Linked DNA regions of Mus musculus: region 1 is linked to region 2. Evidence: chromatin contacts called from ENCODE Hi-C or POLR2A ChIA-PET data. All regions are on one chromosome and are shown on one strand. The core of a region is the stretch at or near the end of the contact, and the rest is flanking DNA. Distances in the headings are between cores, read along the strand shown. Region 1 holds the start of Tmbim6 (transmembrane BAX inhibitor motif containing 6). Region 2 holds the start of Tuba1c (tubulin, alpha 1C).

Region 1 (3,951 bases), core at 1,310-3,809, 360 kb after region 2:
CCAGGGATGTCCCTCACGCCTCTTAACTTTGCAATACCTAGTGTTACAAAGTAATGGTAGAGACTGCCACATTAAAGTCGTCTTTTTCTTTTTACAAAATAATTTATATTTGCTTTTTGTGCATTGGTATTCTGCCTGCATGCATGTGTAGCTTGTCCCTTGCTAAGTTGTGGTTTCCTCTCTTCCCTGTTTATCCTCCCTCATGACCCCCTCACTCACTAAGAGAGGAAAACGGATGGAGAGGAAAGGAGGCCATGTTATCGCTAGACTACTTCCTGCTGATTAGGGGGGGTCGAGTTTCTGGGGACAAGTTTGATCTTCGCTGTCAAGATTATCTAATTTCTTCTCCTTTCTTCTTTGGTAATGACTACTTAACAAACCCCAACCAACAACAAATAACAACCCACCCCACCTTTCAAGGCTCTGGCATTTTTATGTCCTCTGAAAAGTCCTCAGAATTCCAAATGTCACACAATTTGTAAAAACTATCTGCAGCTGGCAAAATCATGATCCTGCCAGAGCAGGAGGTAAATCCTAGTCAGATGCTGTGGACAGTCTAAAGCAGCCCCATACCCCACACCTGGGACTAAAATAAAACACAGTCTTATAATATGTCTGTGGTTTAAAGGAAGCAGAAATGCCAAGATGATCACTGCGTGTATGTCTGTGTGAGGGATGTTGGATCCCCTGAACTGCAGTTACAGATAGTTGAGTTATCAAGCAGATGCTGGGAATTGAACTCAGTTTTTCTGGAAGAGTAATCAGTGCTTTCAACTGCTGAACCATCTCTTTTCCCTTTTATTTCATTTTCTCTTACGGTTTTTTTTTTTTTTTTTTTTTTTTTTTTTTTTGAGACAGAGCCTCACACCATACAGACCAAAAGGGCCTCATACTCAGAGACCTGCCTCCCTCCCTCTCCTAAATACTGGGTTTAAGGGCCTATGCCAATACCTGGCAGGTTTTTTAAAACGTGTTAATTTTAACTTACATAAGGTGGTTCCCCACTCCCCACCTCCCTTAGTTCCCCAGTTGGAGCATAACCTGTGCAAGAGTTCCCAGTTGGGAAAAACTAATCAAAAACGATGTCCTTAGTTCAGACTGTCCAGAAACTTCAGATCCTCTAGCCTCCACCTCCAGAGTGCAGGCTTACTTGGTCCCCCCCCCCCCCATCTCCATCTCCACCTCCACCTCCACCTCCACCTCCTCCCATTCGATCCCCTCCTCCTCCTCTCTGTCTCTAGTGTCTCTGTCTCTGATCTGCCCAACCCCCAACCCCGTTTCTCCGTGCTTTCTCTGGGTATTTCTGGCTGTTCTGGAACTCGTTCTATAGACCAGGCTGCTCTCAGACCAGCGATCTGCTCGCCTCTACCTCCTGAGTGTGTAGTAGGTAAAAGTTACCTTGGCCCAAACCATGGTCAGCCCTAAGGGCTTTGCTGGAAGCAGAACTGAGAGGCTCAGATGGTCTTCCACCTTTCCTCTACACACTCCTCAGGCTGCCTCACTCTGGAGTCCTTCAGGGCCCTAATTCAGCATGCAGCCCTCAACTACCCAGGATCCAGCTGGAACCCATTCTATACTTGTGATTTCAGACAGTACTAATGAGTTGTGAAATTGATTTTTAAAAGCATAGGCCACAAAAAATAAAAATAAGAAAATAAAGGCTCCTGGTTTTTGGTTTTTTTCTCTCTTTTAAAATTAGCTTCACAGCTCCTTCCAACTAGGTTATGCTCCAACTAGGGAACACGCCCTAAGGGACGTGGCGAGCCAGGGAACCACCTGCTCTTTGACCGCCCTTGGCCAGGTCTCTAAAGAGCTGGTTAGGATTGCAAGACCAGGTCTTTGAGGCCGTTACACCTGACTTGCAGGGCCTTGGGTAACTACCAAAAACCACTCACTTCCATGCAGGTGGTTGTGGTCTCTGTAGCCAGTTTGCTTGGGGCTCCTGAGCTACCGGGTAGCCTCAGACCCTCCAGGCTGGGGTCCCTGGGTCCCTGTAGAATGGCTGGCCCTTCAAAGGTGCTCTGAAGCGTAAGCGCCATTATATTCAATGTTAAAAGGTCTCGAGAAAGCCGGGTGTCGGTGGCGTATGTCTTTAATCCCAGCACTTAAGAGACTGGTCTACAGAGTGAGTTCCAGGAAGGCCAGGACAGAGAAACCCTGTCTCAAAAAACAAAACAGAGATCCCAGGGAGAGCTGCCTCGCTTTCCTTCATTACCATCCCATGAGAGGCTTAAAACCAGCATCTTGGGACATTTTAGTGTCATGGGTGGGTGGTCTCACATGACAACGGTCTAAGCCTGACACGCCCCATTTCACTTTTCCTACTCCATGGGTCTGAAGCCCGACGTCCATCCTTCCTATGTAGGGGGAAGAAGGCGGAGGCCTATTGCTAAGGTGCGGGTTGGTGGCTACAGTCTTGATTGACAGGGGTATTAGCCAATGACTCTGACGAAAGCGGCTGCTGTTTATGAACGTGCAGATAACGGACAGGAGCAGTGCAGCCGGGGGCCAATGAGAACTCGCCTGGGCAGGTCTGAGGGCGGGGTTTCCCTAGGGGGCGGGTGTGGGTAGACTTCCAGCGCCAACCCCCGGAGACTCAGAGCACATCCGGTTTTAGCAGAGCAGGGAAGCTCCGGAGAGGTGGGCTGAGAAGGTACGTGCGAAACTAGGATCGGGCAAACCCGGAGTGAGGGATAGGGAGGGAGCAAGCGCGGGAGAGGGTAGTAGCTTCCGTTTTCGGACGGATCAGCTCCTTAGGCAACCCGGCCTGTTCTGCGTCGAGATCGAAGGAAAGCTGGGCGGGGAGGGACGCGGAGGAACTAATGCCGCGCATGCGCAGCAGCGCCGGCGGGGGCGAGTCTGCGGGGTCTCCCGGGCAGTTGGACCTGTGTCTGTGGCGAAGGCAGGCCTCTTAGCGACCCTCGCTTGCGTCCCTTCCACCCTCAGCCGAGTTCAGGGCTTGAATTCGGGACGGGTCCCCCACCCCTGACTTTGAGGTAAACGAAAGAGAAAGCTGTGTCGTTGTGGTCACCCCGCCCCACCCTGCGATCGCCTCTCGGCTGTTCCTTCTCGGGTTCCTCTGCCTCGCCTGGGTGAGCCGTCGGGGTTGGGGACTTGAGGTAGGCCTGGTTATAAGGCTGCCCTGTCACGGCGGGCCAGGTGATGTCACACTTCTTTATGACACTCGAGATTCCTTAGTTACTTAGAAGCCAATGGTAGAGGCCGAGGTGAGAAGCCCCGGGCTTAGCCTGGCTCCCCAGGCCCACGGAGCAGCCCCACTCTGATCTGATTGGTTGCCTCTGGACAGGTGAGGTGGCCTTGATTGCTTCGTCCTGAACCCTGGGTGAGTTCCAGAGTCTGCCCCGGAAGGGCGGCGATGGGTACTGTTTTTCTTGGACTGACTGATAAGTAGGCTTTGGCTTGCCTGCCTTCGTTTCTTTCCTTTTCTTTTTTTTTAAACAACAAAAACAAAAACAAGTTGTCTGGTGCCAGGCCAGGTTGCTTTGCCTGTCCAACCAGGCTTGTGTTGGCCAAACAACAAAACCACTTTGAACTTGAGACTCTCCAGTTACACAAACTACCTGTGAATGTGTAACACTTCGGACGAGCTGACTGCCTGAAACACAGACAGGAATTTGAAGGCTGAAGGTCAATGCCAGACTTTGTAGTTACTTATTAATATTTGTATGTGGTTTACCTTGTGGCTGTATGGGTATCTTAAGAGAGAGGTATGATTCAGGAAGTCCCTGAATTGCCCAATCACGTTTTCATGCCTTCTGCTAACACACTTAAGTCAGTAGTTGCTACATTTATTTTCTTTGGTGTTTCTTTATTGTCTAATTTGTTTTCTGCTTTGACTTGAACAAGTGGACATTTAGATTCCCCTCAGTTTTCCCCTAGTAGAGAGTGTCTGGAGTCCTTGAGAAACACAGCCTGTAACTTAGATCCACT
Region 2 (3,928 bases), core at 1,112-3,611:
CCAGGCTGGCCTAGAACTCAGAAATCTGCCTTCCTCTGCCTCCCAAGTGCTGGAATTAAAGGCATCTGTCACCATTGCTCGACTTCTTTTTATTTCTTGCGTTTTTATTTACATAGACTATGTGTTTGCTGCGGCATGTGTATGGATGTCAGAGGACAACTTTTGGGAATTAGTGTTACAGGATACTTGATTATTGTACATAGAAAAGCTAATTGTTAGCAAAATATAAGAGTTTAAATAGATAATTGCATTTGTCAAAGGCGGCTAAATGAGTCCTGTAGAGATGCAGTTTAGGTGCGCCTCTAAAAGCCTCATTAGATAAGAATGCTAAAAAATGGAAAGTTCCTGCTAACTTTAAGGCAACTTGCTTGGGAGAGGTTCTCTCTCTCTCTCTCTCTTCCCACTTTCCCATTTCCCCTTTCCCCTTCCCTCTTCCCTCTCCAGTACTCTCTTTCTCCCATCTCCCCTTCTCTCTCTCTCTGCTTGGAAGAGTCTTCTTTATGGAAGGAGCTCCAAGTAAGGGCTAGGGATTTTTCTCTTTGACTTACAGGAAAACAGAGACACAGCTGGCAGGACACAGGTAAAACAATATTCTAGGAAAGAGAGCTAAGAAGCCCTCTCCGGTTTGGAGGAGCTCAAGAGAAAAGTAGACTAGCTCTGTAGATTGACTCAGAAAGAAATTTATTTTTTTAAAAAGAGATTTATTTATCTAAGTACACTGTAGCTAAAAGAGGTTTATTTATTATTATATCTAAGTACACTGTAGCGGTCTTCAGGCAGCACCAGAAGAGGGCATTAGATCTCATTACAGGTAGTTGAGAGACACCATGTGGCTGCAGGGATTTGAACTCAGGACCTCTAGGAAGATCAGTCAGTGCTCTTAACCACTGAGCCATCTCTCCAGCCCCAGAAAGAAATTTCTAAAGAGCTAGCAGTTTAGTTGTGGAATCAGGCTTGTAAATAGATATTTTGTATGTAGTTAAGAAAAAAAAGAAAAGAAAAGAAAGTTGCCTTGCTGAGCTAGCAGGTCTTTACCATAGTTTAAGCCTCTGGTACTTTATTGGTATAAAGATTAGATAATTTAATCAGTTACAGTTGGTTCTCTCCTTACACTGGATAGGTCCTGGGAGTCAAACTCCCAAGTTCCTCGGGCTTGGTGGCAAATGACCTTACCACTGAGCCATCTTGTCTGCCTGTATTGTACCACTTTTCACAGCCATCCCTGGCATTCTAGTCTTTTCTATTTGAAACAAAGTAGCCTGGATCAAATTTGCCAGTCTTGTCCCCTGCCTGCTGAAATACAGGTATGCATCATCACATTCAAATAAGGGCGGCTTTTTAATTTGTGTGTGTGTGTGTGTGTGTGTGTGTGTGTGTGTGTGTGAGAGAGAGAGAGAGAGAGAGAGAGAGAGAGAGAGATTCTGTGTACGTGCATAGGCCAGAGGTCAATATGTTCCGTCTTCCTCTATGACTCTCCACCTTTTTTTTTTTTTTTTTTTTTTTTTTTTTTGAGACAAGGTTCCTCACTGAACTCTGATACTGCAAGAGCAGCTGGCCTGTGAGCTCCAGGCTCTTCCTGTCTCTCTCTCCTTAGTATGAAGAGGACAAGCAAGCACACCACTCCAGTTCCTTAAACTTTCCCAGGGATCTGTCTATCTCCTCAGCAGGACTGAATGGCACTTCTGAGAAATCTGCTTTGCGGAGTTGTTCAGACAAGTCTGTCTAGTGCAGGGCAGTGGGGCAGGGAAGTCCAACGTCTCCCGCGGTGGAGACACTTGCCTGCTTTGTTTCCCGAACTCTCCTCTCCTCTTGACTGTAAAATGAGGAGAGGAGCCCCCGGGCTCTTGGGCCAGAGAGAATGTGGTACTACAGAGTGAACTCTGCATCCCACAGACGCAGAGAAAGGAATTAGTGTGGATCGCCTGGGTTTAGCTTGAGCACTGCAGCGGGGACCCATCTTGGGGGGCGGGGGGGAGTTACGAGTTCCTCTCATAATGGGCCGAATAATTTTGTGCCTCTTAAGGCTCTTAAGACTCGGAATGTTTGCTTAAAGAGGAGCTGAGGCAGACTCTGCCTTCGAAAATAAAAGGGCGCTCGGGATGCTCTGGCAAATATCCTCAGGACTTGGGGGAAGGGTGGGGAGAAGGGAGGAAGGAGGAGAGGGCTAGCCTTCTAGAAGGCGGGAGTAAAGAGTAAGGTGCTTAGGACCCATTGGAGGCAACTGAGACCTAGGTTAGGAAAGATTGCCTTCAGGGGCTGCAACCCTGGTGATGTTGTAACCGGCTTTGGCTTGAGCTAACTTCAGCTCCACCCCTCCCACTGTGCCGTCAAGTTGACTGGGCGTTTCCATCTTGGCCCCCTGAAGCTGTCGCAGTCACCACCCTGCCGGCAGCCCCGGGTCACCTCTCTGGCTCACTCTTCCGGGCTCCAAGGCCTGGGTGGGGCGACCGAGCCACAAGTGCGGCGGCGATCAGCTGTGAGTCCCCGGTGGCTGAGCCAGGCCGCCCCCCTCTCTACCTGGGACTTTCTTCCGGCCAGAGCTCCACAAAGATCTCGCTGTCCTCCAACTTCCAATCGCCTTCCCCACCTTCTTCCCCGCCCCACCTGGCCCTGGCGTGGACCCTGGGTGTCTCCTCCCCTTCCCACTTCCAGCTCCTTCTACGGAGTTTGATTTGAACTTTCGAACCCGCCAATCATCGGCTTCGCTGCGGCCCGGGGCGGGGTCCGGTGTCCGCCCTCCCGACGCGTGGCCCGGCCAGGGTATATAAGCCCTGTCCTGGAGGCGGACCTTACACAGCTTCTCCCCCGGACTCCTTGGTAGTCTGTTAGTGGGAGATCTTCGTCACCCTTTTTCACTTCCTCAGTTTTCGCGGACCACTTCAAGGACTAAATATGGTGAGTATGGCTTTGGGGTAGCGGCGAGGTCGTCTGAAGGGACCGCGGGAGCTGAGGGCTGCCCGGGAGACGATACCTGCAATAGCCCCACGACGGCCGCCTCCAGTTAGACTGGCTTCTGGCGTTTGGGGTGTGAGAGCCTAGTCCACTAAACTAGTGTCGCTTTGGGCTGGAGGGCTCGTCCCGATCCTCTGTCTCGATCCTCCTGGGAGAGCATCCCGTCTCGGCCGCCGGTCGCTCCCGGAAAGGCAGGGAACTTTCACAATGATCACGAGAGTTTGGAGAAACTCAAAGGTCTCCATTTTCCTCAAATGATGTCGCTCTCCCAGCTGGGATAGCCCAGAGGACCTCGTGCGCTCTGGACAGGACTGAGCAAATACTTCCGGGCACCGTCTCCACGCCCTGTGACTCGCTGCTGAGTCACCTGTGGCCAGTCCCCGGCCCTTCCAGCTGCAGCTGTGCACCTGAGAAGGCGAGCTCCTCCGTAGGAGGGAATAATTGGCGTCAGATCCCCTAAGCCAGCCTAGTTTTTAGTGTTACTTCAACGGCATATTTATATTTAGCCCAGTTAAGAAAAAATGTCCGTAAAAAATTTTTTTTTCAATTTAAAGCTAGAGTAAACTACCAACAGCGGGTTTTTTTCTCTCCCTTCCCCTCTCCCCCCCCTCTCTCTCTCTCCTTCCTTCCTTCCTTCCTTCCTTCCTTCCTTCCTTCCTTCCTTCCTTCGATAAAGGGTTTCTTTGTAGCTCTGGCTGTAATAGAACTCACCCTGTAGACCAGGATGGTCTGGAACTCAGAGCTCTGCCTGCCTCTGCTACCTGAGCTGAGATGAAAGGCAAACCACTTGGCTTGCACTTTGGTTTTTGAGTGTCTTATGCTCATGCCAGTCTTGAAATCATTATGTGGCCAAACATGACCTTCAACTAAAACCAAGATCCTTCTGTCTCCACTACCCAAGAGCTAGGGTTATTCACCTGGTTAACAATGTATTAGTTCAGTTTTCAAGAAAAAAATGGGTGAGGCTATCAAACCC

Evidence for each region. A loop is a pair of places that touch in the nucleus more often than their neighbours do. ChIA-PET counts read pairs that join two places held with the same protein, here RNA polymerase II (POLR2A).
Region 1: a map of v-Abl transformed pro-B cells shows a loop between it and region 2 (2.1-fold over the local background). The contact joins the promoter of Tmbim6 here to the promoter of Tuba1c in region 2. A Hi-C loop is called at or near these places in 1 of 37 maps with a recorded cell type or tissue (v-Abl transformed pro-B cells). POLR2A ChIA-PET finds 5 or more read pairs at or near these places in 3 of 5 experiments (Patski and embryonic stem cell).

The regions. Positions count from the first base shown.
Region 1 is chr15:99,390,388-99,394,338 of GRCm38, forward strand. Tmbim6 (transmembrane BAX inhibitor motif containing 6) reads left to right here and starts at 2,560. Exons shown (of 10, transcript NM_026669.4): 1 at 2,560-2,653.
Region 2 is chr15:99,027,530-99,031,457 of GRCm38, forward strand. Tuba1c (tubulin, alpha 1C) reads left to right here and starts at 2,362. Exons shown (of 4, transcript NM_009448.4): 1 at 2,362-2,895. The coding sequence starts at 2,893.